2 separate regions of the Homo sapiens genome follow, and region 1 is linked to region 2. The links are chromatin loops, found by intact Hi-C in ENCODE. Cell type or tissue: heart right ventricle. All regions are shown on one strand. Each heading gives the region's core, and the rest is flanking DNA. Links, peaks and the distances in the headings are about the cores only. Region 1 has its middle 48 kb from the start of LINC01739. Region 2 has its middle 61 kb from the start of LINC01739.

Region 1 (16,104 bases), core at 7,097-12,096, 110 kb after region 2:
CAAACCTGTAATCCTAGCACTTTGGGAGGCCAAGGCAGGCAGATCACTTGAGCTCAGGAGTTCAGGACCAGCCTGGACAACATGATGGAACCTCATCTCCACCAAAAATACGAGAAATTAGCTGGGTGTGGTGGCACACTCCTGTGATCCCCGCTCCTCTGGAGGCTGAGGTAGGAGGATGACTTGAGGTAGGAGGATGACTCCTGGCTCCGCCAGGAGGCGGAGGCTGCAGTGAGCCAAGATCACGCCACTGCACTCCAGCCTGGGTGACAGAGTGAGACCCCTGTCTCAATTTTAAAAAAATCCTCAGTGCTTACAACATGTAGCTTTCCAGCTATGGTTTAATGAACATCACTTTGTAGACATTATTTGGTGAATCTTCACAGTATCCCTGTGTGGGGGGTACCATTATTCCCGTATTTACACTGAGCTCACTGAGGCTCAGGAGGTTTCACTGTCAGAGGGAATGCACACTCAGGCCATTTGACTGCAAAGCCCTTGCTCTGTCCTTTAGTCACCCTGTCCCCATGCAATGACTCCATGTGGCCCAGCTAAAATGACCACTCCCTGTTGGCCGAACACTTTGCAGAGTACAAGAGGATGTCTTTGCCAAGAACATGGGCTCTGCAGAGGGCCACCTGGGTTTGAATTCTGATTTTGTCCTTTCCTCACTGTGTGAACTTAGCCAGATAATTTCTCACTGCCCAAGTTCCCTCTCCTATAAAATGAGAATTAAATGTGCCTATCTTATACAGTTGTTGTGAGAATATGCAGATAAATATTTATAAAGCACTTAGAACAATCCTGTAATATGGTAAGTGCTCAATAGATTCAGGCTAAACCTGTGATATTTTGCAGCCTTGGAGCTGTTTTTTGAGATGGAGTCTCGCTCTGTCTCCCAGGTTGGAGTACAGTGGCGCAATCTTGGCTCGCTGCAACCTCTGCCTCTCGGGTTCAAGCCATTCTGCTTCCTCAGCCTCCCAAGTAACTGGGATTACAGGTGCACACCACCACACTCAGTTAATTTTTGTATTTTTAGTAGAGATGAGGTTTTGCCATGTTGGCCAGGCTGGTCTTGAACTTTTGACCTCAGGTGATCCACCTTGCAGCTTGTAATCACACCATTTCTCTCCTTAGAAATCCTTGCACTCTCCTCACCCCCTTCCTTCTGGATCAGCCCTTCATCCCATGGCCTCAACATCACTCTCCTGACCTCCCACCTCAGAGAATGGATCTTCTGTCCACTCCTGCCACACTTACTGTCTACACCAGTCATCAGATGGTACTGGCCTTCCAATCTCTCCATTGGCCCTCTTCTTTCTTTCTTTCGAGACAGAGTCTCGCTCTGTTGCTAGGCTGGAGTGCAGTGGTGCGATCTCAGCTCACTGCAACATCCGCCTCCTGGGTTCAAGCAATTCTCCTGCCTCAGCCTCCACAGTAGTTGGGACTACAGGCGCATGCCACCACGCCTAGCTAATTTTTTTATATTTAGTAGAGATGGGTTTTCACCATGTTGGCCAGCACGCTCTCGATCTCTTGACCTCGTGATCCACCCACCTTGGCTTCCCAAAGTGGAGGGATTACAGGCATGAGTTACCACGCCCGACCTGGCCCTCTTATTTCTATTTCATTTTCTCATACATTGAAATAATTTTTCCATTTATAGAATATGTATAATAGCATGTACAGTGTGTGCATAATATTCAATATGTAGCTTTATAGATAAATATTTTTATAGAATGATACTATACATCATTATATGGTTATATTAGGTGATAACATGTGTATATTGGTAGACATCATTTCCATCTCTATACTTAGATTGCATCAGGTCCTGAGTTGGTGCTTCCTTCTCTTTCTTGTAGCACCTAGCCTAGAGGAGGCATTCAATAAGTGAAGTTAACTTGAAGCCCAGCTTTTATTCACAAATCCAAATAAAATGTAAGGCCTGACTGCTCCTACTTCCCGTTCAGTTTTAGAATGCCTCACTTCATTCTCTTTTAGAATTTATTTAGTTCTTTGTTTTAAGAAGGCATCTGGCAACATCACCCTAACACTTGCCCCCAGCTCTGTTCCAGACATGATGCACTCAGCATGCAGTGACTTCCAAGATCTTCCCTCCGACTCCAGCTCTTCCCAGCTAGGAAGCAGCACTCCTCTTCCTCAGGGTTTTCCTTTCTCTCATTATCCTCGGTCTACTTTTTTTTTTTTTTTTTACAATTAAAAGAGTTCTTCCAATCCTCATTCGTTCAATGAATGTCATGTTGTTCCCCTGCTTAAAACCCTTCACTAGCTTTCCATTATGCTTAGCATATGTGTGCAGTCACCCTTCCATATCCACGGGTTCCTCATCCGTTCTGTGGCGTCTGCAGCTGTGGACTTAACCAAACACAGATCAAAAATATTCAGGGAAAAAAAATGCTTTTGTGCTGAGCCTGTACAGAGTTTTCTCCCTTGTCATCATCATTCCCTAAACAATATGACAACTACTTACATAGCCTTTATTGTGTTAGGTATTACAAGTAACCTAGAGATGATTGAACGTATACAGGGAGATGTATACAGGTTATATCCAAATACGATGCCATTCATATCAGGGACTTGAGCATCCACAAATTTTGGTATCCTCTGGCGGGCCCAGAATCAATCCTCCAAGGATATCAAGGGACAACTGTATCCATGTCTTCACATGGCCTATGAGCAGGGCAACCTTATAATTTATCCTCCAAACTGAGACCTTTCTGAGGGTGAATCAGATGCTATTAATAATGTGCCGGGGGGCCAGGCACGGTGGCTCATGCCTGTAATCCCAGCACTTTGGGAAGCCGAGGCAGGCCGATCACAAGGTCAGAAGTTCAAGACCAGTCTGGCCAACATAGTGAAACCCTGTCTCTACTAAAAATACAAAAAATTAGCCAGGTGTGGTGGTGTGCACCTGTAACCCCAGCTACTCAGGAGGCTGAGGCAGGAGAATAACTTTAATCCAGGAGGTGGAGGTTGCAGTGAGCCGAGATTGCACCATTGCACTCCAGCCCGGGCAAGAGTGTGAGATTCCATCTCAAAATAATAATAATAATAATAATAATAATAATAATAATAATAATATGCTGGGACAACAGGTATCAATCAGAGTGTCCTGGGCAAACTCTCTTTCAAAGGCCCTAATGACCTGGCCTCTTTGTCCTTCCTGGCCCTTCTAGGCCTCTCTCTCTTGCTCATGTGGCTACAGCTACATCTCTCCTCCTTTAGTTCCTTCAGGTGGTCCAGCTCTTGCCCCCTGGGCCTTGACCCCTCACATGCCCTTTCTTCAGCTTTCTTCCCCACCTGGCCCTTCAGGGCCAGTGGTCCTCCTCAACCACCAATCGCCAGCAGAGTTCCTGTTCCTGGCTCATAACCTCCTGTTGTTTGCTGTCCTAGCACTTGCCCCAGTCCATATCTGTGCATTTATTTCTGTGCTGAATGTGCTGGGGGTGTTGGTGGCAGCAGGGCCATTCCTATTTACCTCTGAATACAATCCTTTTGTGTGGCACAGGTTCTGGGATGCTCCATGTAAAATGTTTTCATCGATCCATTCAACATTTTCTTTCAACTTTTATTTTAGATTCAATGTATACATGTGCATGTTTGTTACCTGGGTATATTGTGTGATGCTGAGGTTTGGAGTATGAATGATCCCATCATCCAGGTACTGAGCATGGTACCCAACCAACGGTTAGTTGTTCAACCCTTGCCTCCCTTCCTCCATCCTCCCTCTAATAGTCCCAATGTCTATTCTTGCATCATTATGTCCGTGAGTACTCAATGTTTCACTCCCCCTTATAAGTGAGAACACATGGTATTGAGTTTTCTGTTCTTGTGTTAATTTGGTTAGGACAGGGGGCCTCCAGGTGCTTCCATGTTGCTGCTCAGGACATGATTTCATTCTTTTTTACGGCTGCATAGTGTTCCATGGTGTATATGTACCACAATTTCTTTATTCAATCCACCATTGATGGGCACCTAGGTTGATTCCATCTCTATGCTATTGTGAATAATGTTGCAATGAACATGTGAGTACATGTCTTTTTGGTAGAATGATTTGTTTTCTTTTGGATATATACTCAGTAATGGGACTGCTGGGTCAAATGATAGTTCTGTTTCAAGTTCTTTGAGTAATCTCCAAACTACTTTCCACAGTGGCTGAACGGATTTACATTCCCACCAACACCGTATGTACGAGCGTTCCCTTTTCTCCACAGCCTGGCTAGCATCTGTTGTTTTTTGACTTTTTAATAATGTCCATTCTGACTGGTGTGAGATGGTATCTTGTTGTGGTTTTGATTTGCATTTCTCTGATGATTAGTGATGTGGAATATTTTTCCATATATTTTTGGCCTCTCATCAAACATTTATTAAGCTCCTACTGTGTGCTAAGTTCTGTAGTAGACACTAGAAATACCAAAATAATATGGCAAGAAGTTCAATCAAGGGTGTAAACAGACACATACACACAAGAGGTATGAAACAATGTGAGAGTGTTATATCTTGGAAGGGTCCCAGGCTCTAGGAGCAGGGAGGAAAGAGGGCTTCACCTCCCTGGGGTTCACCACAGAGGCCAGAAGCTTGGAGTCCAGTGGGTGGGTTGAGTTCTCTGTGAAAGGGAAGATGGCGTTCTGGGCACAGAGATTTGATGAGGGAAGTAGGGGGTACATGAAGGGCTGGGGGCCTGGATAGGTGACTTGGAAAAGCTGACCAGTGTGACTCCTCCATATGGGGAGTGAGGAAGTACCAGTCAGCTTCCTGCTGCAGAGATGACCCCGGGCCGGCACAGTGGACGAGGGGTTGCTTGGGATCCTCGTTCTTATTCCTCCCCTCCTTTCTGCACATCCTCTCTGAGTCGTGGCCCAATTGCCTTCTTTTCCTAGGAGACAGTTTCTCTTTCAGGCTCACACTGCCCCAAATGCCATCTCTCTTCAATCCAGGAGTGGCCCACTCTGAGCACCGGTATCGTCCACGCCCCCATGTGGGCCTGGGATGCAGATCCTCCCCTTTTGGGTCACGGCCATGAGAAGCAGCCTTGGAAGGCTACCCTGGAAGGCTCCCACTCAGGGACACCAGTTCACAGGAAGGCTACTGCACCCATCAGAGAGTGGAGATGCAGCTGTAGGGTATAGGGTAGCGGGCCTTGAGGACCCGCCGGGCGGCTGCCTGGAGCTGGAAGGAGGCTCACTTACAGAGCCTGTCATCCTGGTTCAGGACGCTGGGGCAGATGCTGGGGCCCGCTAGCCGCTCTCCTGGGCCATCGTCCCACTGGGGGGATTAGCTGAAGGATACAAGTGGCGTGGAGCCAGTCCTGGGATCCCCAGGCCCCCTTCCAACTCTTGATGATCCATATGAAAAGGTGGCAGTGACTCAGGGAAGGTGGGTGATGCTGTGAGGGAAATGAGCCATTTACAAAACGAAGGTCTCCCCGCAGGCGGAGGCCAAGCCACAGAGGAGAACGAATCCCTCTTTGCTTCATGGACATGGCTCTTTCTCTGAACAATCTGTGCTCCGGACCAGGACATTCCTGTTAGCGGTGTCCTGTGGGACCCTAGTTGTCCCACATTTACGCCTGTGGGCCTTGCTGCTGGGGATGACACAGTCTGCTTACCAGGGACCTGACCCAGAGAGGTACAAGAGGACAGTCGTCTACACAGGGCCCCTCTTTGCACGAGGCCACACTTTAAGGGTAAGAGCAATAACAGCTCTCAATTTATTAAGCATTTGAGGTGAGGCATCTGCTAGGCCATTTACATGTTCAGTCATTCCTCTGTATCCCCAGGGGATTGGTTCAAGAACCCCAGGGATACCAAGATATAGATGCTCAAGTCCCCAATATCAAATGGTATAGTATTTGCATGTAACCTACATGCTTCCTCCCATATATTAAATCATCTCTGGCTGGGCGCGGTGGCTCATGCCTGTAATCCCAGCACTTTGGGATGCTGAGGCGGGCAGATCACCTGAGGTCAGGAATTCAAGACCAGCCTGACAAACATGGAGAAACCCCATCTCTACTAAAAATACAAAATTAGCCAGGCGTGGTAGTGCATGCCTGTAATCCCAGTAATTCGGGAGGCTGAGGCAGGAGAATCCCTTGAACCTGGGAGGCGGAGGTTGCAGTGAGCCAAGATCGTGCCATTGCACTCCAGCCTGGGCAACAAGAGCGAAACTCCTTCTCAAAAAAAAAAAAAAATCATCTCTAGATTTCTAATAATACCTATTACAACGTAAATACTATGTAAATAGCTGCTACATTGTTTTTAAAATTTGTATTAATTTTTGTTGTTGTATTATTATTTGTTCCTTTTTTCTGAATATTTTTCATCAGCAGGTAGTTGAATCCATGGATCTGAAACGTACAGATACAGAGGACCAACTGTATGCTTTCTAATCTTTATAACTGAGGCTCATGACTGGGAAATGGAAGGGGAGGATCCAAATTCAGACCCATGTGACTGGCATACTCCATCCATTGTGTGACACCTTTCTCCTTTCTCCGAGAAAGATAGGGAAAGAGCTAGAGACAATCTGGTGGCCTTTGATACCCCCTTTGATAGAATGTGGGCCTGGGCTCACATGGTGTCAGGTGCTTACCCCATTCTATCCATTCTTGCCGCATGGTCTGATGGGAAGAATGCAGGGGATACACCATGTTGAAGGGCCCAGGGTTTAGCTTCTGTCCCCACCAGTGAAATGTGCAACCCTGGGCAAACATAGTGTCAACTGTAAAATCAGGATAATAATACCTACTCAATTTATGTCAAAACAGAAGGAATGAGTTTACAAACGATGCTCCCTGGAAGCCTAGGATGGAGTTTCTCAAGCTTCGGAATGCATAAAAACCACCTTGTGTGGGCTTGTTAAAATGCAGATGCCCAGGCCTCAACTCCGAGATTGGAATCAGCGGGGCAATATGAAGCCACGGAATCTGCATTCTGTGGATGAGAGACAGCAGGTGTGGAGAAGCCCGGACCTAGGCTGCATGGCGGCGCCTCCAGGGTGGGTGGGAAGCGAGGGAGTCCATGGGTGGGATTCAGAGTCTCTCAGCCCAGCTTCACCTAGAACTGTTCTGTTTGTAGCTCCATTATATATTGAGGTTTCAAGTAAGATTTCATTTAAAGGACGATTACATGATTTAAACATTAAAAAAAAATGTTAAAGATTGCAATGCATCGCCACACATGAAAATGCTTTGGGTAAGTGAAAGGTGCTCTCCAGATGAGAGCAATTTTACTAAAACTGTGGCCATCTGAAACCCTCTGGGAATGAATCATTCTGGAGAGCCTAATCTTCCTGATAACATTAAAACTTTTTATTAAATGTTAATCGTTTTGTGGGAAATATGTTACACTCTTCCTTGCCTTTTAAAAGAGAGAATAAAGAACATAATTTAACTGTTGTTTGAAAACTCAGGACCACCAATTGGATACTGTGAGGCCATCCCAAAAGTGAGTCCTGCCAAGCTTGACATGGAAAGTGCATCCATGGGATTCCACTATTCGTGTCCCCTACTCAGGCCACGGTTTATATAACACCAAGTGGAGGCAGAGCAATGTGGTGAAAACAGGGGGCACTGGAGAATCAGGAGGATGAGCTCCAGCCTCCACAGTGGCAACCGAGGGCCACAGAACCCAGAGGAAGTCCTCTCGCCTGGCCCTGCTTTCTTTATCCATAAGGCAAGAGGCTAAACCAAGCCGTCACCTGAAGAGGGGTCCAGTCTCTAAGGTGGGGGTTGCAAACTCCATGGCTGTCAGGGGCCAGGCTGGTGGTGCTTGGGGAGAATGGGAGAGCAAAAGCCCAGCTGGGGCGCAGCCACCGCTTCACACCAGCAGACTGCCGATGTGAGAGTGACAGCCCACTGCTATCAGGTCTTCTAAGTTGCCCAGAAAAGCTGGACTTTCTTGTGAAAGCTCTGGATTCCTTCCATGTTGGCACCTGTGAAGGATATGGGGGTGCTGGCTCCCACATTCCCCCTCTTTTTCTGGGTGGCCTTTTGTCCTTCAGAGACCACAACATCAAATACCACATTTCTCATTTCCTTACAGCTAGGGTTTTGGATGCAAATCAGTTTGCGTCAATGAGAGTAAGTCATAGTTTTGAAAGGCAACGTAAGGCAGAAGCTGTCTTCTGACTCCCTATCCAGAGCCTGAGCTGCCAGGAAGTGTGGGAAACACAGGTCAAATAAAACCCATCTGTGGGCACCACTGAGCCCGAGGTCTCTTCTGGCTCTAACACTTGTAAGACAGGGGAGTAGCAGGGTAGACAGCCCTCAGGTGGCTGACCTGCAAGGGGCCACCTACACCCACTGGGTCTTTTTCTTCAAATGCCTCTTCAGCCTCCAACTCCACCCCTGAGGGGCACGTGTTTGTTCACTGACCCAGTAGAATCCAAGCTCTGGCGTTCTCGCCTGGACTCCATTGCCCAACTTTTTCCCATAAGGAGGATTAAGGACACACGATTCTGTTTCCCAAAACAGGACAGAGATTGCGACCCTTCGGGCAGGGTCCTGCCAGGGCAGTTGGCATATGGAGTCCCTGCAGCTTTCTCCATCCCTTTCAGCATGTTCCAAAGGGAGCAGCTGGGGGCTTCGTACCAAGGGCTCAAGTTTCCAACCCTGTTACTCTTAAGCTGCCCAAACCGAATTGTATCTGCCTAAGTGGTATGTGGGTAGGGAGGATTTAGGCATGTTTGTGGGGACAAATTTCATGAGCACCCTTTTTGCACATAATAGCTGTTACTTACCAAGGACCCACTGTGTGCCATTTCTAATCCTCACAACCACCCTGAGGGGCAGACATCACTGCCTCCATTTTACAGATGAGGTAACTGAGGCTTGCAAAGGTTAGTGACTTCTCTAGGGTCCCACAGATAGTAAGTGTCAGAGCCAGAATTCAAAGGCAAACTCCTTCTCTTTATTGTTCTTGATGAACCAGGGCTGGGTTACTCTTGGACCCAGAGCAAGCAGATTCTTTTCAAAGGCGTCCAGGCCCCTGGGTGAGCCTGCCAGTGAGTTAGGTAATGTGATCCTGCCTCCTAGTGGTCAGGTCGGTGGCTCAGTTCCTCACACTAGGGCAGGAAGCCTCTCCCGTCTCCCGCCGTCCCAGGGGTCCTGGCAGCTGGTTATTTCAAGAAGTGGGCTTGGCCACTCTGGGACAGTGAGGCCTGGGAGCAAGTGAAAGCAGCTGGCTCCTGTTCTCAGGCCCCTCACCTCTCACCCGGGGAGTGGCAGCCACAGCCCCAGGCCCTCCGCCCACATCAGTCCTGGTCAGATAGAACATTAGGCACATTGACCCCCTCCCCATGTGCAGGGCATCTGCTTAACTTTTTACATCTGTTGCCTTAGTTCCCACTCCCTCTCCCAGGTGGCGATTAACTACTATCTCTTATTATTCAGCCACCCGGAACTTGGCATGAGAAACTGCTCAAGAATTACACTTTGGAGGGTGGGGCTGGGGACACTATATTTATCCTTATCTGAACAGTTTAATCACCTTGAGACCTTTTCTTTAGTAATAATCACACACACACACACACACACACACAGTCCCATTAAACCTCACAATCTTTTTTCAATTCAGCATAATTTCAATTATTTATTTAATTACAAATATAAATATTAACACACACACAATGAAAATCAATGCCACAGAGCCCTTCATCCAGTTGCCTATGCTCCAGATTTTGAGTGCAGACACCCCACACCATTCTTCCAGGAGCACGTGTATGTCACACTCTGTCATGCCAATTAGCTAAACAAAAGGTTTGTCTCTTCCTCTCCTGAAAATGCACATTTCCCTGTTTTGAGCATGTGTGTTGTTAGATGATGTGGGTCTCCACAGGAGCTCTTCAGCCCCTGGTGACTTTGAGTGGCAGCAACATTCTCTGCTGCGAGTAAGGAATCCCTATATGGCCAGGCCACCTGCTACTGTTGCTTCTGTAATGATCTCAGCAGCACAGAATCCCTGATTAAGAAAAATAAAAGTATTAATTCTAATGGCTTCACAGTAAGCCATTAATTTGCATATCTCCAAAATTGTATCTTGCTTAAACCTAGAAAATAAATGATCTCGTGACACCTTTTGACCTTTTATTTAAGAATATCTCTTGTCTTCCTCACTTATAATGCATTTTTCCCTTCCAAGCCTAGCTAACTCCTACCTATGCTATGAGATTCTGACCAGGCATTGCCTCCTCTGGGAAGTCCTCCCTACCACTGGGGTGGGCTATATCCCTTCCCTCTGCGCCTTGTAATTGGATAGCACAGGTGCTTATTGAGAACCAAATAATGTAATTAAGGCAGAAGTATATACATGCATCTACAGATAAAATTCAAGAAAAATCAATAAAACTTGACATAAGAACTTCTGATTTTGGAGGAAACCTTGGTTTAGAGGAATGAAGATCAAAACCTTAAAGCCATTTAAATGTTTTATTGCACTAAATTACTAGTTGCAGCTCCCTCTCTAAAAACTGAAATTTTTTAACACTATCAAGAACCATATTGAAAAATGTTACTTGCCCAAGGGACCACAAATAAATACATGCTTAAATGAAACTAAAGAAATTTAATTAAGTGTATGAACAGTTATACTAAATGATTTCTCCAGGAAGCCAATGGGAAATTATACCTAACAAGTAGCTACAGAATAAGGTCTGTTGTTGAGAGGTTATTAACCTAATCACATAATCAAATTTCACCACCAACCGTAGCCATCTGATTTGCCATGTCAAAATAAAACCATTGTTAACCCTTCTTAATGAAATCAGAATGGGGAGGAGGGGGGTGGCTGGTTTTAGAACAATGTAGTTCTTTAAAAGCAAGGCTTACAAATTTTATTTTCTTCTCCTGACACCAAAAACAATACTTTACCATTGTTCAGTGAAAATCTGAAACTATCCAGCTTTTAAAAAATGAAATTGGAAATGAAATTCATGGATGATTCTCTTCACAAAAGTCATTGACAAAGGGGGAAATAAACAAATTGGTTTTGCTCTCAAAATTTGGTGAAGGAAATTTGTTCCAAGGCTGAGGTGTTCCTTGCCAGTTTTAAACCCAAGGTGCATTTTTATAGCCAAGAACTAAAGCCCTGAAACACAGCGATCCACAGAATAATGGAAATGCTGACACAACCTTCACTTCGGCAGCAGGAATGGTGCCACTATAATTTATGGAGAACACATTTTGGTTTTGTCAGGTTTTTAAACATAGACTGTTATAAATTTGAAGGAGGACTGTCTTGTTAAAGCTTCAAATGGCATGTGTTAGTATTGGTTATGCATCATGTCCAGTGTTTGGAATGGCATTTGTATTTGGAATGGCATTGTGATGACAGTCTATCCCAATGGGAAAAGAGGACACTGAATCCTGTTTTATTTTCAAAACAATATTCACTGATTAAAAGCATCATGGTCACCATCAATGACCAGACCAGCTAGAAGATCTAGTAAAGGTATACACCCTCAGATACAGTTCCCTTTTTTCCTTTTTTCAGGGATACATTCATTATTTGACAAATATTTATTGAGGATACCCAGTGTCATGTCCTATCCTAGGCAATGGTGATAAAATGTTGGTTGTGAGGCTATCTCTGCCCTCTGGGATCTTATATTTTTTATCAAAAGAAAAAAAATTAACACTATATATTAATATATGTATAGATATTACATATACCGTCCAAACCACACATCCTTAACCAAAGTGGAAAGAAGTCTTACAGACAACTCACACTGGTGGGTAGGGCCCAGCAGCAGCTAACAGGCCCCCACTCTCCAACTTCTGTTGGAGCTATAGGGTGGGTGGGTGAGGAGTGTAAAAGGCTAATCTCAGAGGTGGTGAGCATGGATTCCACACTCAGAGCTCTGAAATTGACTTATTTAGGAGAAGGAGTAGATAAGTGGGGAATGCCAATCTGTCTCACCCTATTATGCTTTTGCCTTATTTACATCAGCTGTTAGAGGTAGTAATTCTTGTACCCTGTTTCTGAAAGGAGTTGTTCATGGAGTCTGTTGTCCAGGCTGGACTGTAATGGCACGATCTCAGCTCACAGCAACCTCCACCTCCCGGGCTCAAGTGATTCTCTTGCCTCGGCCTCCCAAGTAAATGGGACCACAGGCGCCCGCCACCATGCCCGGCTAATGTTTGTATTTTTAGTAGAGACAGGGTTTCACCATGTTGGCCAGGCAGGTCTCAAATTCCTGACCTCAAGTGATCCACCTGCCTCAGCCTCCCAAAGTGCTACGATTACAGGTGTGAGCCACTGCACCCAGCCTATGAGTGCTTTTTATTAGATAGAAATTGTGATAAGTATAGAGATAAAGACAGCAGATTTGCCTGCCTACTCCATCACTTTCTAAAGTTATGACCTTGAAGCCTCAGGATTCACACTCTGTGAAATGGGCATAAGCCAAGGGTAACCCTATTACAAGTAAAGATATCACAAGAATCTCAGGCAGGACTCATGCAGAGCAAGGTCCATGGCTCAGTCTACCCGTGAAGAGTAGAGGAAGAAGTACTAGAAGACTGTAAAAAAGATGCCCCTTTATATGACATGAACTGGGAAGCATCTTCCAGTGGGGTATCATGCCACCGTATAAAGTGATGTTTACAAAAACCATAATAATAGCTAATGTCTATTGCACACTCACTGGGCTATGTGGTCCTTTATTTCATTTGAGTGTCACAAGAATCTTTTGTGAGATGTGGAAACTGAGCTTCTAAGATCAGCAATTTTGCCAAGGTGGGTGACCATAAGTTCTGGCAATCTCACTTTATGCCTGATGTCTTGGGTTCATTACTGATAGGGCCCCCTTTCACTCTCCTGTGTGTTCTCATTTTGGTGATGAGTTATATGGTGACCCAGTGTCACATAACTCATAGGTGGCAAAATCAGGATTTGGACTCCTACAGTCTGACTCCAAAGCCCACACTATCGTGCAATAAATACGCTTGTTACAAAATTTTGTGAGAAAAAAGAGTGCAAAATTATATGTGTATATTATCCTAATTGTTTAAGTATTTCGTGTATAGGAAAAAAGCCTGGAAGAAAATGCATGAGTTATTAAGTGTAGATGGAGGGAATAGAATAGATTTTAAATAGTTCTTTCTAATTTGTGGGTTTTCTAAATGTTCTTTAATTAGAATGTATGGCTTTTATAATGAAGGTAATTTTTTGGGGGGGCAGGAGACGGAGTCTTGCTCTGTTGCCCAGGTTGGCGTTCAATGGCACGATCTCCACTCACTGCAACCTCTGTTTCCCGGGTTCAAGTGATTCTCCTGCCTCAGCTTCCCGAGTAACTGGGATTACAGGTGCCTGCCACCATGCCCAGCTAATTTTTGTATTTTTAGTAGAGACGGGGTTTCACCATGTTGGCCAGGCTGGTCTGGAACTCCCGACCTCAGGTGATCCACTCGCCTCGGCCTCTCAAAGCACCGGGATTACAGGCGTGAGCCACCGTGCCTGGCCTGAAAGTAATATTTTTTAGAAGTACAGGCATAAAAAAGTATCTCAAGTATTATTTCATGAATAAGTATTATTTGATATTTTAGATGCTATCAAAAATTAAGTACACTGAAGCCAAAAAGAAATGAAACAGGACAAAGAGGAGGAAAAGGAGGAGAAGAAAAGGAGAAGGCCCTTGGACTAAAATTTGTAAAACCAGAGATGGAATCTATAGTCACTCTAATTGGCCATGGTGTGGCTCCAAGCTTGGAGACCTTGAGTCCTCCAAAGTCCCCAGAGGGTCAAATCTAAGGGAGAGCATAGTCACAGACATGTGTGTCACAGTCACAAAAAAAATCTTAAAGAAAATTTGGAGATTTGAATACGGACAGGATATAAGATGATATGGAATTACTGTCACTTTTAGGGGGAAGGATAATGGTATTATCAGTTATAAGAAAGAATTTTGTTCCTCCTGGGGGATGCATACTGAAAAATGTAGGATGATGTGTCATCATCAACCCCTCAGCTCACAACCATTCAAATGGTTCAGGGAAAAATGTGTATATGTGTGTATAAACAGAAAGAGAGCAAATGTGGCAAAACGTTAATAACTGCTTCAACTATTTGGAGGGTACATGGATATTCATTATAATATACCTTGAATTTTTCGGTATGTTTGGAAATTTTCAAAATAAAAAGTTGTGATACAGTTTTTTACGAATTCTTTGAAATGATAATGTAAGAAAACAAAACAAAAAAGCATGTATCTAAATAATCATAATATAGAATACATGTTTTAGAGCCAGAGACTTCAATGCTAGTCATGTGGCCTAAATGTTGTATAACCCTGGGCCAGCCTCATTTTCCCAGTTTCTTCATCAAAATGGTGATGATGATAATAGTATTACCAACCTCACATGCTTTTGTACAGGATCAAAAGAAGATTTTGTGTGTAAAGCCTCCATCACAGTGCCTGTCCACAGTTCATGTGAGTAAAAAAATAATCTACTCAAGTGACACAAAATGGGAACCTTAGGAAGAGCCTGTAAAGCTTTGAGGAATTCAAAACAAAGGAAGCTTTTTCCTTCTATTGCCATATTTTTTGTATAAATACAACTGAGCTTGATGTTATATAAAAAAACTAATAACTCAGAAGTTTGGTTTAGGTGGAATCAAGTGGTCTAAGTCTTTATAATCTCTGACCAAATCTACTCAACCACAACTGATTTCTATTGGGTTTGTGTTTACCTGGGTTTTGGTTTGTGGTTTTTGCTTTAGCCAATTTCCCCCAACTCTGACCTAGGGTTCAAGCGAAGAGCAAAGGAGCTCCAGTTCAATCCACACAGGTAGCTCCACTGGGCATGCCAGGGTCATCAGAGCACTCACAAAGGAAGAATAAACTTGGGTTTCTTATATCAGTATCCTAATAAAATAAAACAAGATACAAGTTGATGTACTGGTAATGATGACTATAATACTAAAAAGTGAATCTTCAATATTTTACTCACACACATATATTGTTTATTATGTGTGCCTATAATGTACTAAAGAAACAGAGATCAATAAGTTAATGTCACCACTCATAATTTGGTGGAGATGGGGATTGACATGTACATCATTTATGGTAATGATATATTTGCATAGCACTTTAGAGTTTACAGACCAGTTTCCCCACATGGCTTTATTCAGCTAACCATAGAGAGGTAGTGTCCATGGTGGGCAGTGTCCGGGGTATCTTCTCATTGAATTCTCTTATTTTGTCTTCACAAAGTGATACCATAACAAGCACTCTAGGGCCGAGAGAGCTTCAGTTCTGGTCTCACCACAGCATCCATATTGCTGTGCCTTAACCTTTATTTAGCCTAAAATCCATATCTTATTCATCTTTGTATACTAATTCCCTGTAAGGAGCCCAGAGTATAGTAGCTACTCAATTAATTGATGCTTATTGAAGGAAGGAAAGAAGGCAGAAAGTATATAGCAGGAAGGAAGAGAAGAAGACAGGGAGAAGGGAGGGAGGGATGAAGGAAAAAAAGAAAAGGAAAAAGATTCAAACTCAAGAATTTCTCAAGCCCTTACTAGGTGCATAATGTGTGCTAATCATTATGGGAAATGCAAAAGAAGCCTTCAAGACACAGTCCCAGTCCCCAAAAGATTTTTAATAAAATAATTTAAAGACCGTAAATGAAACTTTCAGCTAAAAAAAATCTAAAAAAAAAGATTGCTGTCAGGTATGTACTTTATGATAAATCAAAGAAAAAAAGTTGAAATTACAAGGAAATACACGTTAATTTATTACAAATTCAAGAGGGTGACTTCTCTTTTAACCTGTAAACATTGCTAAATTAAACTGAGGTTCAGTTGGCAAAGTTTGCACCAAATAAAAATTCCAATGAAAAATGTCGGCTGGGTGTCATGGCTCACGCCTGTAATCCCAGCACTTTGGGAGGCCGAGGCCGGTGGATCACTTGAGGTTAGGAGTTCGAGACCAGCCTGGCCAACATGGTGAAACCCCGCATCTACTAAAAATACAAAAATTAGTCAGACATGGTGGCGCATGCCTGTGGTTCCAGCTACTCGGGAGGCTGAGGCAGGAGAATCTCTTGAACCTGGGAGATGGAGGTTGCAGTGAGCTGAG
Region 2 (16,104 bases), core at 4,866-9,865:
GAATTACTGTGTTATTTTTCTGGAGTCCTATTTCTTGAAGACATAGGATATATTGAGTAATATTTTATTGGTTTAGGTCCTTAGTGGGGTTGTTCATGTACACTTTGCCACAGGAAGCTCAAATTCAGGTGAAGTCCTGGGCTAATATCATCACTATCACTTTTAAACATGAAGGGTAACCAGAAGAGACTTCCAAAAATATGGAAGCTCCAAGGAGGCTGGTCGTCCTCTCTCTGGAGGGTCAAATGAAGAGACCTCATCTGACTGTGTGTAAGTTAACAAATGAGTTGGATGCATTGCTATTAAATATAATTCATAAGTAGCACCTGTTATAATTTACATCTTCAGAAAGTAACAACATATTAGCAAGTATGGTAATTGAGCCCCCAACACCTGCAGGTGAGAAAACACAGATGGAATCACTGCACTAACAGGAGATTTCATTACATGTGAACTAGTCCAAGGAGAGTGGGGGGGTTAAAATAACACTCTGCTCTTCAAGATAGTTCTGATCATGATGGCTGCAGAAACAAACATTCCAGCCAGCATGGTGACTCATGCCTGTAATCCCAGCACTTTGGGAGGCTGAGGCGGGTGGATCATCTGAGGTCCCAGGAGTTCGAGACCAGCCTGGCCAACGTGGCAAAACCCCATCTCTACTAAAAACACACACACAAAAAAATTAGCCAGGCGTGGTGGTCCACACCTGTCATCCCAGCTACGCGGAAGGCTGAGGCAAGAGAATCGCTTGAACCCGGGAGGCAGAGGTTGCAGTAAGCTGAGATCGCAAGATAATGCCACCGCACTCTAGCCTGGGCAACAAAGCAAGACTCTGTCTCAAAAAAAGAAAGAAACAAACAAACAAACAAACATCCCCAGCAAATGATCTCAGGCTGCTTCCAGATCTAACACTTCACTGCTGGCTTGATACCACGTCAGTAACATGAGATTTGCCCATGGAGCCCACACTAAAATTTATCCCTTAACAATGTGCTCTGCTTGGCTATTTTGTTACATTGAGCCACCAAAGCCTACCTAGCTGCCATGGGGAGCCAGCAGATACTAGTTGACACCCCATTCATATCCCTTGGCACTCACCTCCACGGTCTGAAGGTTGCTTATAGAAAGCACCTGTGACTCTGCCCGAGGGATTTTTCAGGTTGTACAAGCATGCCTGGCCTGTGGGGAAAACAAACCAGACATGCTGGAGGGTTCTTACCCGTGGGAGCAGGCCTCAACCAACAACAGATGGGAAGGTGGATAAATACCCTGATAATGCTGGTACATGGTCCATGTGGCTTCCCAGAGTTCTCCAGAGGGAACCTGGTAACTTGCTTAATAAAACGCTCCTTATGAGCTTCGCCCCCTTCCTTGTTCCCCTCCCCACTCCCTTACTAGTGTTCCCTGGGACCATCTTCCAAATAAACTGCTTGCACTTGAATGCTGTTCTCAAGGTCTGTTTATCGTGAAACCCAAACTAAGACAGCTAAGCCCTAGGCATATTGAGACAATTAAGACAGTCTGTGGCTTCAAGATGTTCACAATCTAGAAGATGAGAAAAGCAAAACAAATCAGTGATTATAAAAGTGTGAAAATTGTGATGGTAAAGGCATGCATAAGGAATAATGGAATATAGAAGAGAATCACAGAAGACTCACGGAGGGTGTAGGTGGGTGGTCAGAGAGAGCTTGCAAGAAGAGGCAAGATGTGTTAATTGCTTATTTCAATAAGAATCATGCTGTAAAACAGTTTAGTATTTGTAGAATAACTGAACTACTAAATAATTCGTGTATCTATACAGTTACAGAAACACTAAAAAAATAAAATTTTCACTGTCAGAAATTTACATCCTTAATAGTTTGTAGTCTGAGAAAATACTTCTAGGAGGTATGTGTGTTGGTGTATGTCATTCCTGGGTACCTGGGTTTCTATATGAGCATCTCCCCACACACAGTCTGCGCCTGCAGTCAGGAGTGAAGGTACACGGATGTTCATACTCTGAAAGCCTTTTGTATGTGTGCCTTTCCCAGTGCACTGCTGGTATTGGTTTATATGTTGTTCCCCAATCCCATCACATGTCTTTTGTTATGCTACCCATTTTTTTCCTTTGCTGACATAAAAATAATATTAATACAATATTGTTTATTTATTTGTGCTTACTGTTTCTAGATATGCTACTAGACTCTACACTCCACAAGGGCAGAGAGCTGTCAGTTTTGTTCACCATTATATACCCAGTACAGTGGTGCCTGGCATGCCGTGGGCATCAGTAAAAGTATTGAACGAATGTATTGTTGAATTATTGAAAGACTATGAGCTCTTTGTAGAGAAAGATAAGGCCTCAAGAATCATTGTATCACTCGTCCACAGCACATGGCCTGCACGTGGTAAACACCTTTGGAAGTTTATCAAATCATTTTATTTTAAATTCCAGTGATCAAGAATATTGTCAGTGACAGAAAGGACTTAGTGCAGAATTTTAGCGCCCTTGCCATTTTTCTTATTTTCTTGGTTGCCACTTTTCCTCAAATAGAAGATCCTTTCCCTAATCACAGTGATCATCACAGAGCTTCTATGTCAATCACTCTTCTTGTTTCTTTGGCTGTCTTGGGAGAATCCCAGAAGCTCTTTCAGTCACGTCATCAGAGCTTCAGAAGGGGGTTGGGACCAGAAGCCAAGTTGATGTGGACTAAAGCAGCCCCTGCCAGTGTCATGACCCAAATGAGAGCCTGGCCAGACTGCCCAGGGCTAGCTTCTCCATTCCTCTCACAAGTCCAGTTTTGACAGGTTGTCAGATTACTTTCAAAAAGGAGATAATCTTTCTCCAAAGGGTCAGTTGCTAAATATCCAAAAGAGAAGCCATACAAGCAGGATGGTTCCCAGATTTCCTGGAAGCCGCATACCCTGTGTCCACACCTGCTTTAACTCGGGTCCTCTCGTGGCAGGACTCCCACTGGAATAGAAGCTTTCTGAGAGGTTCTGATCGCCCTTAAGAAGCTCTGTGTGGCTGGAGGATCGAAAACTTTGGGCACAAGCTGGAAGGTCATTTACTGCAAACCACTATCTCCCAGCTAATCTGTAAGTAAACTCTCTAAGAATAGTCATGGCTTTGGTGATAAAGATTTTTGACATTTTATTTTAAGCCTATCCTGATGGTAAAATAATAATGATAACACCAACAATAATAATAATAATTACTATTTATTAAGCTCTATGTGCATTATCTCAATTCACAAAACATCCCCATGAGATAGGTACTATTGTTATTTGTATTCTACAAGTGAAAAAATGAAAGCTTAATTAGATCAAGTAACTTTTCCAAGCCACATGGCTAGAAAGTAGTGCATCCAGGATTTAAAGCCGAACACTCAATTCCAGAGTCCGTTGTTCTTGGGCCTACAAAAAGGACATGAAAGGGCAAAAATCCTCTGAAGATTAGAAAGCCATACCCTTCTACAGTTTGAGTCTCTAAAGGACAGAGCTTCACACAGGAGCCTCTTTGCTAACAGGTTTTATATGATGGATGAAGGATGTAACACTGCAAAGGTAGATGAGGAAGTAAAATCCTAACTGCTCATTGCTTATAAGGAAATCTATTAATGTATTTTATAACCTGATGGTAGATGAATGCAACACCCACACAGAGTAGAAACTGGAAGTCCAGTCTCTTGATAGTGGGTCATTCTTAGGGCTTCAAGTGGCAAAACTAATATTCCAAAATGTCTACCAGGGTCAGAATAAGTAACATCTTGTTCTTTACTTATATCAGTCACGTTAGACTATATTGTGCTGCAATAATGAATAAACCCCAAATCTCAGTAGCTTAAAACACTAAAGCTTCATTTCTTACTCATGCTGCCTGTTTGTCTTAGGGCTTCTGCTCCTGATTTTCTCACTCAGATTTGGACTGATGGAGCCTCCCTCACCTGGAATGTTGATGTTTGCTATATAGGGAAGAAAACTTGGCAAATCGCTCACTGGTTCTTCAAGGCTCCTGCCTGCAAGTGATACCTGTTACTTTTGTTCACAATTCATTTTTTAAAGCAAATCACATAGCCCCAATTAACTTTAATTGCCAGGGTGTGGGGGTAGAATTTGCTGAGAATGAGAAGAAATTGAAATATTGGTAAACATCTTGAATGTCTCCCACATCAAATCCTTAAATCATACTCAACATGCTTAACTAAGACCAGATAAAATTGTTCAGTTAAAATAAATCATGATTATTTCAAGCAGGTGTTCCCTTAATATACCACAGGTTTTACTCTAGCCATTGTTTTTCTGTTGATCATAGAGAATATGATCAACATATTCTCTTTATAGCCATGAGCTTTTGAGAGAAGTGAGTGGTCTTATTTGTCTTTGGCTACTCCAAACCTGGTACAGTGCTAGGAGCATGAATATTAGTCTTCCTGGGCTGTCATAACAAAATACCATACACTGGATGGCTTAAACAACAGAAATTTATGTTTCCACAGTTCTAGAGGTTAATAGCCCAACATCAAGGTGCCTATAAGGTCAGTTTTGGGTGAGGGCTTTCTTCCTGGCTTGCAGATGGCCACCTTCTTGCTGTGTCTTCACATGGCTTTTCCTCAGTGCCTGTGCACAGAGAGAAAGTGTGTATGAGCTCTCTGGTGGCTCTTCTTAAAAGGACACTAATTCTGTTGGATGAGGGCCCCACCCTTATAGCCTCATTTAACTTTAATTATTTCCTTACTCCAAACAGAGCCACACAAAGGTTAGGACTTCAATGTAGCAATTGAGAGGAGGCAGGGAAGGACATAAGCATTCAGTCCATAACAGCATGGTAGGCTTCAGTGTTTTCTGAATGAATGGATGAATGAATGATTCCACTTAACCAATAGTCTTCCTTTAGCATCTAGTCACTGGGCATTTGTCCTTTTTTTCATCTTCCTTTTCCCATGGGTGAGGCTGTCTTGCACCCCTTCTCCAGTTGTAAGGCCCATGCATCCTTTAGCATCCAGCTAACACAATGCTGTCTTGGGGAAACCCTTTCTTATCTACATGCTCTCCTGCACCCTCCAAAGCCTGAACTAGTTGCTCCCTCTTCTCTTCTGGAACACTGGATTCCTCCCTCCGTTAGTGTACTGATCACAAATAAGTATAATTTTTTACACACTAGACCATCTCCCACACTGTTCTGTGAGCCCCTAAAGAGCAGAGACTGGTAGTTGTGCAGTAGCTGGCACCAGCATGGGGCCTGACTCATCTGGGTGTTCAAAATGCTGAGATAAAATAAATAAATGGATTAATAGGTCTTCAGGATTGTATCTCTTTTTGACATGTTAGTCTTCTGTGTATGTGCATGTGTGTGTGCTCCTATATTTGATATTCAGTTCACCTATAAGACTGGGGCTGTCAGTAACAGCAGGAGGATCGGAACACTCATTATGCTTGTCATTAAAGCACATTCAAACTCAAAACATGGAGGCAGTCGGTCTTGTTCCCTCATCTTTGCTTGATTCATTCTCAGCTAAGATGCCCATCTGGCACCTGCAGGCTTGATGTTGTCTCTTCAGAATCTGAGCAGTCCTCCAGGTTGGCAGGAAACACACCTATTCAACACTGTATCTCCAGAGCTTGGCATGAGACTTGGCACACAGTAAGTGATTACTAAAGATTTGTTGAATGACTGAATTAACCTACCAAATCCCTACAAATATATATCTCCAAGCATCATTTTAAAAGACTCTAAGGCTTTAAAGAGGAGGCGATCATACTTTAAAGAGGAAGCATCATAGAAGCCTTGACTTGGAAGATACTCATGTCACCTATGATTGGCCCTGATTCTAAACTATGCTATTTCAAAATCTTTGAGACAATATGGTTATTTCTAACTCAAGAAGATCTCTGGGAATGGAGAGCCTGCAGTAGCATCGTTGGCATGAACTCAGGCTTTGGAGCGAGAGAGACCTGGGTTTGACTCTCTCACTAGCTGGGTGATCCCGAATAGGACACAATTCTCTGAGCCTCAATTTCCTCATTTTCAAATTTCATAGTTGTAGCGATAAAATAATGTAAAATAAAACTACTCAGTTAAAAAAAACTATTCTTATTAGTTAATTGCTTTACCCTTAGGTAGAACTAATCTTAATAGTCCTTCCATATTCACTTTTAAAATTCAATAACTATTTATTTATTTATTGAGGGTCTACTCTATGCCACAAAAATATATTCTAGGGAAAAAGGTGTTTTGTTTTGTTTTATTTTTAATAGCAGAGACTGAGAATGTCTTTGGTCAGTACGGATCTCATAGAATCCCTGAAGTACTTCACAACATCTTGTCTATGCACCTCCTAATAAAATGAAAACTCCTTCCTTCTTGGCTACCATAGAAATCTTGGTCCCATCTCCCCTGTCTATGATTCTTTTCCGTTCCCCTGTTATCTTGTGCATCCATCTTCTCATTCACCTCATTTATTCATTCATCAAACTTACTGAGAATCTACAATATGCCAGTACTGGGTGAGGTTCTAGGAATGCACGTTCAAATAGGATCCTTTGTGCCCTCAAGGGGCCACAGACTAGAGAGGATAAAAGGTAAGGCAACCATTATGATACAGTGCAACAAGTATCAAAAAGAAGGCAGGTGGAGGATACATTGGGAATACAGAAGAGTATCATCAAAGTGAAGCCCAGGTGGAAAGTGGAGGAGACGGCGGGAATGTCCAAGAGGACTTTTCTAGGAAGGAATGTCTAAATACACTGACTTCTGAAGGGTGAGTATGGTTTTGGCAGGCAAAGAAAGATGCTCTCGGTAGACAGGCAAGATGAAGAGCCAAAGATGACAAGTATGTTATTTTCAGTTGACTCATATAAAATCACTGATATTCAGCTGGTTTTGACCTATACAAATGGTAATTTTTCATATAGCCCTCCCAAATAGGTCAGTCTGGCTAGAGTATATGTATGCAGAGTGTGTGGTGTGCACATGTTGGTGAATGTACTCAGATGGCCACGGGTATTGAGGATGGGGAGGGAGGAGGGAAATAAATAAGGCTGGAGAAGCAGACAGAGATTCAATATAGAGCTCTCTGGTGCTCTATATACTTGTCCACGTTAGCGTATCCTTATTTAACTTCCAGCTCTTTGAGGTCTTGGTCTGGGTCTGCATCTATTGTAGAGCAGGCTCACAGTTCTGTGAAAGGAATGCATGTGTGGCTGGGGACGTGGTGTGGCCTCACCTCTGCCCAGGTGTGCAGAAGGAAGGACCGAGCAACTCTCTATCGCAGCAGAAACTCAGTCAACACCTACTGGTGGTGTGGAATGAAATTGTAGGGTTCTAGACCAATATAAAGCATGTGTGCAGGTATCCGGGCTCAATACGGGACGCAGGAGCCCGGGAAGAAGGCGGGGTAGCCATGGCAGCGGCTTTTCCTATCTGCTTCTGCAAAATCAGCTAATTCCCTCGCCTCCATCAGCGGGCCCTTGGCAGAGGCCGCGCGGGCTGGTAGCGCGGTCCTGGCAGCCGCAGTGTGGAGGTGAACCCCATGGCCTCTTCAGTCTATTTAGCAGGCTCTGAGATGTGTAAGTACATTATCTGCAAGGCTGGTAAAGAGCGCTTGGGGAGGATTTGTGGGTCTGTGGGAAGGACAAAGAAAAATGTTTTCTAATAAATTATTCACCATCTCACAATCCCTTTTGGGCAGATTGTTGCTCCGTTTGCCCTGGCTGCTCAGCGCCTCTTCCCTCGGCATTCAGATGCGCGGTTTCTCACCTCCAGAGAGCAGCAGAGATCTCGGGCAGGCTGCTGCGGCTAATGGTGGCAATTAATAACTTGTCATAATCCCGAGGATGAAAGGGAAGGCGCCCCATCAGCAGGCGGGTCATGGCACTGCTCAGAAGCAAATGAGGTGCAGGTGTGGCCTCCGCTAAGCGCTGTGCTTGCCACCCGGTGCGCCGCGGTGCCAAGCCCAAGACCCGGAGCGCCAGCGGCCCGGCTCCGCTCCCAGGGTGCGCACGGCCGGGCCTGGCCCCCTCCACGTTCGCCCGGCTAAAGGGGCGTCCCAGGAACGCGGCCGTAAATCAGAGCACACGGCACAGAACCTTCCAAACACTTAATTGCACTCTGTGAACATAGTTAACTCTGGCAGGCCCACTTCGCTTGGCTTTGTTTTTGTTTTTTTCCCCAGATGTGGTAAGAATTGCACACCTCAAATCTACCCCCTCCCCCACTCTTCCGCGTTATCCCCCTTTAGAAGAGAACGTGGTTAAGGAAGCAGCCAGTGTGCTGCGCCTGAGTTGGTCGGCTCTCAGTTCCCTGGTGGACTGGAGGACACAAAATCCTCGTTAGGGTTTTGTGAAACAGCCCAACAAGAGTCACTGATTTCCAGACAGCTCCAACCCAGTTGCCTTTTCTCTGGTTTCCATTCCTGTGGGTCAGTTCTGCTTGAAATGAACCAAGTTTACAAATCTCTTCTGGTTTGTACACTCCTATTATGCATACGAGGTGATGCATTTGTAACTGTCACACAAGTCAGGGTGATACAGCACTCTCATCTGACCCTATTCATTTAAATGGGTGCGTCTTGATGACATTGATTCATGTTATAAGTTATATCCATGCATTATAATCTTTATGTGTCACCTTACTGGTTATTTCTACTACAATGCAAGTGGGGTGGGGGAGACACAGCAAATGATGGTGTGAAGGATTTGAGAGTGCTTTGAGCAATATGAAGTCCATATAAACTCCAAAGCTTCCTAGATAAGTTTATTATGTGTCTGTATCTTGAGAGAGGGAAATTTACATGCAGAACGGTCCTGGGCAAGGTGTCTTTTGCTGTAAATATTCTGCTGACTAACTTATGAATATTTGGAGAATGTGTGCTTCAAATGCATATTGCACCAAACTAAAGGGGTAAGTAAACATGATTATGCATGCATGTAAGTCTTTATCAAGGTGCGGTTAATAATGTTTTAAAGCAGAACTATTTCTCATGAAAATAGCTGCTCTTAATAGCCTCTGTCTCTTTATTGTGCTTCTTACTGAAACATAAATCACTAATATGTTTTCAGCGGCAAAGTACTCTCTTTTTCCATTGTATTCACAGATTTAGTGGCATTTCAAATAGATAAACACAAGCAACATCTATCAACACTACAAAAAGGGCGCCTTAATCAAAGCTCCGGGTCCCGGGTCTCAGCATCTCCATTTACCTTGAGATAAATCCATTGGTGTGACCACCACTGCACCGGGTGACAAATCACCCCAGCCGGCCGAGCAGCGCAAGGGCTTATTGGCCTTCCTTTAAGTGGTCTTACCCTTCAATGAAAAGGATGGGGCTTGTCAAGCAGGACCAGATTAAAGTTAGACAAAAAGAAATGATCTGTTATTAGAAAACTCCGATTGAGAATCACAAAACAGGAAAGAAATATGAATAAAAATTTCCAGGGGGAAGACCATCTGATCCCAACAGAAATTAACTCCCATTATGAGCACAAGGTAATAGATGGCCTGCAGTTGGAACTAATGAGGATTTTAGATTAAGGAGGTGTGGGGCTCGGCTGGGGGTGTTAGCAGCTGCTCTGGGTATTCAAGTGAAAAGTTCAGAAATGGCCTGGGTTCCTGGCTTCCTGGACTGGGTGGTGGTGTTCAGGTGGGGCATGGAAATTACAAGCTCTTAGAAGCGAGGACTCACTCACGAAGGCTTGGATACTTCACAGAATGTTAACACTGGCAGGACCCTCTGGGGACAGGCTGATCTCCCCTTGTTTGAGAGAAGGGGACACTGAAGGCCAAATGAGGAGAGTGGCTTGCCCAGAGTCACTAATGGTAGGGCTGAAGTCAGAACTGAGACAATCTGTCTGCTTCCAGTTCATTATGACTCCATTATTTGCCCTAATCCTTGGAGATGATGTTGTTCTGCCCATGAATCTAAGGATCTCGATTATCTTCCAGTTAACTGGAAAGTGAGCAAGAGAGAATGGAGTCCCATGGTTAGTCAGTCTTCTTTGCATAGTCTTGAGTTAAAGCCTGCTGCTTATACAGACAACAGTATCTCATGCTTGTAGGTTCTTACTCTGTGCCAGGCATTGGCTCTGCATTCTCATTTAATCCACAGATAGCTACCGTCATCCTCATCCCCTTTTTACTGACAGAGATACTGATACTTAAAGAACTTAAGCAACCTGCCCAAGATTGAATAATAAATGGGAGAGCTTGTTTTTGTACCCAACCAGTCTATCCTGAGAGCTTATGCTCATAAACACTGGCTATATTGTTAGGCAAAGACCTGTGTTTCTTGTGAGAAATCTTGTGCAAACAAATAAAATGTAATAAGCAAAATATACATGATAACATATACACATAAGGGAGTGAAAAGTTGGATGCTAAGGGAAAAGCATGAGATTTCACTATCCAGATCCCTGATATAAATAAATAAAATATTCTGATTCCCTCCCAAGGAAAGGATTAGAAAACCAGACTACTAAGGGTTAGATGTGCAATTCCATGATTTTAAAAAAAAATGTATAGGCTATAGGAAGATACATAGCATGAGTATCATAAGAAAGATAGTACAGCATAGTACAGAGTGTGTTTAGAAGTCTATGGCCCTGGGTTCCAATACCAACTCTGTCGTTTCTAGCCCAAGCAATTTCCTCTCTTTCTCATTTTAGTTTCTTGTATATCTGAATCTTGAGCAAGTTACATAACTGATCCATGCCTCAGTTTCCTCATTTGCTAACCAAGGAAATAACTTCCCCCTCACAGGTTGATTATGAGGATTAAAAGAGATGATGAATGTCAAGGACTTAGCAGAGTTCCTAAAGGACCGTAAGCACTTGGCGGGCCCCCAGTCTCGGAGAGCTGAGAGGAACTCTCTGAAACAGCCCCACCTTGTTCCTTGTGCAGGATCATAGGAAGGGCTGACCTCAGTGAGGATGCTGATCTCAGAGATGCTGAATGGAGTGGCCTTGTCCATACTCTGCCCAATGTCTAGTGAACACATAGAAATGCAGTTAAAGCTGGGTGTGGTGGCTCATACCTGTAATCCTAGTACTTAGGGAGGCCAAGGTGGAGGGATCACTTGAGCCCAGGAGTTCAAGACCAGCTTATTCAATACAGTGAGACCCCATCTCTAAAAAAATTTAAAAATTGGCTGGACATGGTGGTGTATGCCTGTGATCCCAGCTCTTGGGGGACTGTGGTAGGAGGATCGCTTGAGCCCGGGAGGTTGAGGCTGCAGTGAGCCGTGCTTGTGCCACTGCACTCCAGCCTGGGTGACAGAGTGAGACCCTGTCTCAAAAAAACAGAAAAAAGAAAAAGCAGTGAAACTCCTGGGTGTTGAAACCTCCAGAAAGATAAACACTCAGATACTTAGAGATTGCCAAGTTTTTCACTGACTTATTTCAGGCCTCATGTTTGGTGGATATGGACAGAGATTCTTAAATCTGAAAGAAGGTGCACGAGAAAAAGAAATCATAGAGACACAGCTAAGGAAATTAAAAAATTTAAAAAAAGAATCTCATCTCCATATTTGAGAAAGCCAAACCAATATTTGCCTATCCAGTGAGTTAATAGGTTCTTTGGATATAGTGATACAATGAGATGCCACATGTATCAGCTGAGTCTATTGTATTTCCCTGGGGGCCAAATTTGAGAAAACAAGTTTGAAGCCAAAGTTGGCCATTGCTATATTTGGTCTGTAAGCATATTCTATAGTTATGATGGCATTTATGGAGGCTATTGTGTCAAGAGCTTGTTTTTTCTAATTATTTATGCAAAGAATCAATCTGGGTAAAAGAATGTTTTACATTCATTCTAACCTCAGAAATTTGTAGCTAATAACATCAGGGGAAGCATTCTATGCCAATTACTAATGCTTCCATTTATCAACACAACAGTAAGTGCATATTCTCTGTGTTTAACTGTATAACTCAATCAAGCTTAAAAGGAAAAATATATGAAACATTTCTAAGGTCTAAAATGGCTCAAGCATGTATTATGTTTTATTTTTATTTAAAGGCACTAGAATTGCAAGGCAATGGTGATAGATAATTACAGGCATGAGTTGATATATTTTGCATTTGTGTTTGTGTCTAAATACCTACTGCCTTCTTGATAAACTTCAATTAATATGCTTTCAAGTACTCCAAATGTAATTTTCTGATTAAACACAGACACAAGACACCACCAACTCATTAATTTTACATAGATTGAATGTTAGTGTTTGTTATGCAGTTTAATGTGAGAAGGAGGACATCCAAGAGTCATTTTGTATTTAATATGAACAGATATATATTTTTGATTCAGACTAAGCCAAATCCCCAGGACATAAACAAGGTGGTGACTGAACTCTATGACTTCAGAATTTGCACATTTAATGGGAAACAATTTCAAAGCCTTTGCCGGATTGGAAAGGCGGTTCCATTCTGCTTTTTCCGCAGAGCAAAATCTTTCTGAGAACAATGCTTATTATTGATAGGTTTAAAGCCCCTCAGGTGCTTGCCCATTGTGTGTATTGCTGTCACTCTGTCTTCTGAGCAGTGGGGAAGCAGTGATGGATAACATGGAGAATAATTCATGATTCCTGATTGAATGCAAAGCTATAATTCAGTCTTGGGGTTCTGCTGACGTCACAGTGCATGAGAACACAGCTCAAAGAAATAATTTTTAAAACCTAGGTAATCCTTGTCCTCAGGTTTGGAGGCAGTGGATCCGGACACACACGCCAGTCTTCCCTGAGTGGGTTTCAAGGAGAAAAGCACCAGAGGGAATAATCTCCTAGGTTAAGGTCTCCTGTGCCCCTAGGTAAGCAACTAGAGAAACTAGCGCAGAGCCTGCTGCTGGCTCCTGCTCAGTTTGCTCCTTGCTTCATTTTGTGGCAGGCAAGTAAAACCCTGAGATGTGGAAAATAGAACCCTCTCCTATCAGCCCCTCAAGATGTCCTCCAATCCAACGTGTCTAAAATTGCTCTGGTGAAAAATACTGCCCGAAGCCCTGTTAAAAATATAGCTCCCCAAGATTCTCATCCCTCGAGATTCAGATTCAGTGGGTCTGGAGTAGGGCCTGAGAATATATATATTCAATGAGTAATCCACGTTGATTCATTAGGAGAGTTTACAGACACCATGATTCATCTCTCTTGGTGTCTCAACTCAGAATTTCTTCTGCACTACCCATTGGATACAATATTCACTATTCAGGTGACAAGCACATTAGAAGCCAAACTTCACTATTACGCAATCCATCCATGTAACAAACCTGCACCCGTACCCCTTGAATCTATAAAAATTTTTTTAAAAATTAAAAAGAATTTCTTCTGCACTTGCCGGCTGCTTGATGCAATTTAGAAATCGATATAATATTGGTTTATGTTGCCCCTCAGCAACACAATAATGAGAATATTTTTGCAAAGGATTTAACACAGAGTAAGTCTCAGTAAATAAAAATTTCTCACCATCTTTTTTTTTTAGTTGCCTCATCTATCAGAAACTTCTCCTCCCAACATAAATACTAACAACTCAATAGCCAACACCAGGCTGCATATTTCCTCTGCAGGCCCTGAAATATTAAAGTAAGTATTTAAAATGATACATTGACTGAAACTGGCAGAGGTGGAATGTCCTGAGACCTGCAGATCTTTTTCCGTTCATGCTTCATCTACATCTGATGATATAGAAAAGAGTTATTCTCTTTTCAGGCTTACCCCACCCGGGGGAGACCTCCTATAATCCATTGAGCCTTCCAAAAAGAGAGAGGGAGAGGGAGAGAAAGGGGGAAGGGGAGGAGAAAGGGGGAAAGGGAAAGGGGTTGGGGAAGGGGATGAGGCTTAATATGTACTAGCCTCTCTTCTCAGACTTTTAAACATAGTAACTCATTTAATCTTCCCAATATCTTCAAACCCAAATTCCATTTTACAGGATGAAGAAACCAAAGTGCAGAGAAGTTTCAAAATTTGCCTAAGGACATAGCTAATGAATAGCAGGGCTAGGATTATGAACCGAGATATTCTGGGTCCACAGTCCCTGCCTGTAACCACTATTCAACTCTGCCTTTACTAGGAACATGGCAAGTTACTCATAGAATCCTAAAACTGTTACAGCTCCTTGAACATCATCTAAACTAATTTTACAAATAAAAAGACTGAGGCCAGAGAGAGGAAGTGATTGGCTGAAAGTAACCCAGCAGGATGGCTCTCCAACCCCAGATCCTGACTTCACCCACCTCTGCGTGAGCATGTTAGGGTCTGGAGCATCTCTGCTGGAGACTGGTCCTGCCTAGTGCAGGCCCCCTCTTGAAAATACACAGAATTCTGGATGTTGCATACATGGGAAATTGTGAACATGGAGCTCAGAGCTCAGCTTGCAAGAAAGAAGGGGATGTCCCAATGCCAGATACAGAGATAGTTGGAAATATGAGTGGGAAACTCCCAAGCAGATGCCAGGATAGCTGCAGGTAGGTATGAGGCCCAGATGGGGGCTCAAGGGGTAGGGGCTAGAATTAGTGTGGATGTTACTCTGTAATAGAGTATACAGCTGCAAATTCAAAAGATACAAACAGTATTGTTTCGTAGCAGTACCTATAGAGCTGTCTCATTCCTTTTAGTTACATAGTATTCCATTTTATGGATGTACCAACATTTAACCAGTCCCCTATTTGTGGAAGGCAGGTCGTTTGCATGTATGTTATTTCTCTTTCTATGATCTGTATCTATGGTATAAATTTTCAGAAGCTGAATTACTGGGTCAAAGGATAATGCATTTAAAATTTTGATCAATAAGGTTGTACTAATTCACATTCCCTCCAACAACCTTTGAAAGTGATTGTTTCCCACGTTCTGAACAAGCCAATGTTTTATCCAAATTTTTGTCTTTTTGCCAATCTCAAATATCTTTTTCATTTGTTGTTGTTGTTGTTGTTGTTTTTTGAGATGGAGTCTCGCCCTGTCACCCAGGCTGGAGTGCAATGGCACGATCTTGACCCACTGCAAGCTCCACCTCCCAGGTTCAAACAATTCTCCTGCCTCAGCCTCCCGAGTAGCTGGGACTACAGGCGTCTGCCACCACACCCAGCTAATTTTTGTATTTTTAGTAGAGATGGGGTTTCACCACGTTGGCCAGGCTGGTCTCGAACTCCTGATCTCGTGATCCGCACCCCTCCCCCCAGCCTCCCAGAATTGTATTTCTTTTATTACAAGGAGGTTGGATACTTTTTATTTATTTAAGAGCTTTTCATTTTCCCCTTTGTTTAAATTGGCTATCTCATTTGCTCATTTTACTATTGACTCTTTTGGTTTCTTTTTACACTATTGCTGAAGCACTTTATATATTAAATAAATTAGCCCCTTGATTGCAGCATGTAAGGCAAGAATGTTTGCCCAGTTTATTTCGTTTTTGACTTTGCTCAAAGTGTCTTTTTCTACAAATAACTTTTTTAAAGTTTTTGTGAGTTTAAATATGCCAACATTTTCTTGTCTGGCTTCTGAATTTTATGTCATACTTAAAGAATCCTTTCCACTGCAAGATTATATGGAAATAAATTCTCTCACGTTTATTCCACAGCTTTTGTGAATCACTAAAAACAGTCTTCGAGTTATCTGGAATTTATTTTAGTGCAAGATGTACAATGAATCATACTCATTTTTGAAAACCAATTGCCCCAACACCATTTGTTAAACTATCTGGAACCCATGTATATTACTCTACTAATGATGTACTCAAAAACTGGAAAAATGGTGACCACTATTAGTCGCTCCTAATTAGGTAAATCTTAAAAGAGAGAAAGAGGGAGGTGGGGCAGGGAGGGAAGGAGAGAGAAAGGGAGAGAAAGAAAGAGAAAAACAGAGATTTGGCCAGGGATCCAAATTTAGATTAGAAAATTGGAATAAAGGATACAATAAGCTTGCAATGAATTGATCCTGATTGACTTTTTCCTTTGACAATTAGATTCTACATCACCATGGTGATTCTGCTTTTCCGAGGAAAAGACAAAGAAAATCTGTTTGGTAGGTCTGGGATAAGATAATATTTTCATATATTAGCTGTATTTTTTTTTAGCTATTTCATTATTTTCCGTGATACCTCTTCCTCATCCAACCAGATTGTTAAGTAAGGTTGGCTGCAGAAGAAAAGAGGAAA

The links. Hi-C counts contacts between places; a loop is a spot of excess contacts. Peaks named below come from ENCODE experiments on the same cell type or tissue, not always from the same donor. Only the 100,000 strongest peaks of a DNase experiment are listed, where the experiment ranks them.
Region 1: a loop joins it to region 2, with 2.4 times the contacts of the local background. A loop is called at or near these places in 7 of 110 quality-filtered maps.

The regions. Positions count from the first base shown.
Region 1 is chr1:62,956,335-62,972,438 of GRCh38, reverse strand. No RefSeq gene overlaps it. Among named protein-coding and RNA genes, the nearest start is that of LINC01739, 48 kb to the left of the region's middle. RefSeq lists an enhancer at 5,246-5,746. In heart right ventricle, for the core only: a CTCF peak has its summit at 9,072 (motif pointing left); no DNase peak of the experiment used is centred there; H3K27me3 peaks cover 411 bases.
Region 2 is chr1:63,065,874-63,081,977 of GRCh38, reverse strand. No RefSeq gene overlaps it. Among named protein-coding and RNA genes, the nearest start is that of LINC01739, 61 kb to the right of the region's middle. In heart right ventricle, for the core only: a CTCF peak has its summit at 7,729 (motif pointing right); no DNase peak of the experiment used is centred there; H3K4me3 peaks cover 595 bases; H3K27me3 peaks cover 4,804 bases.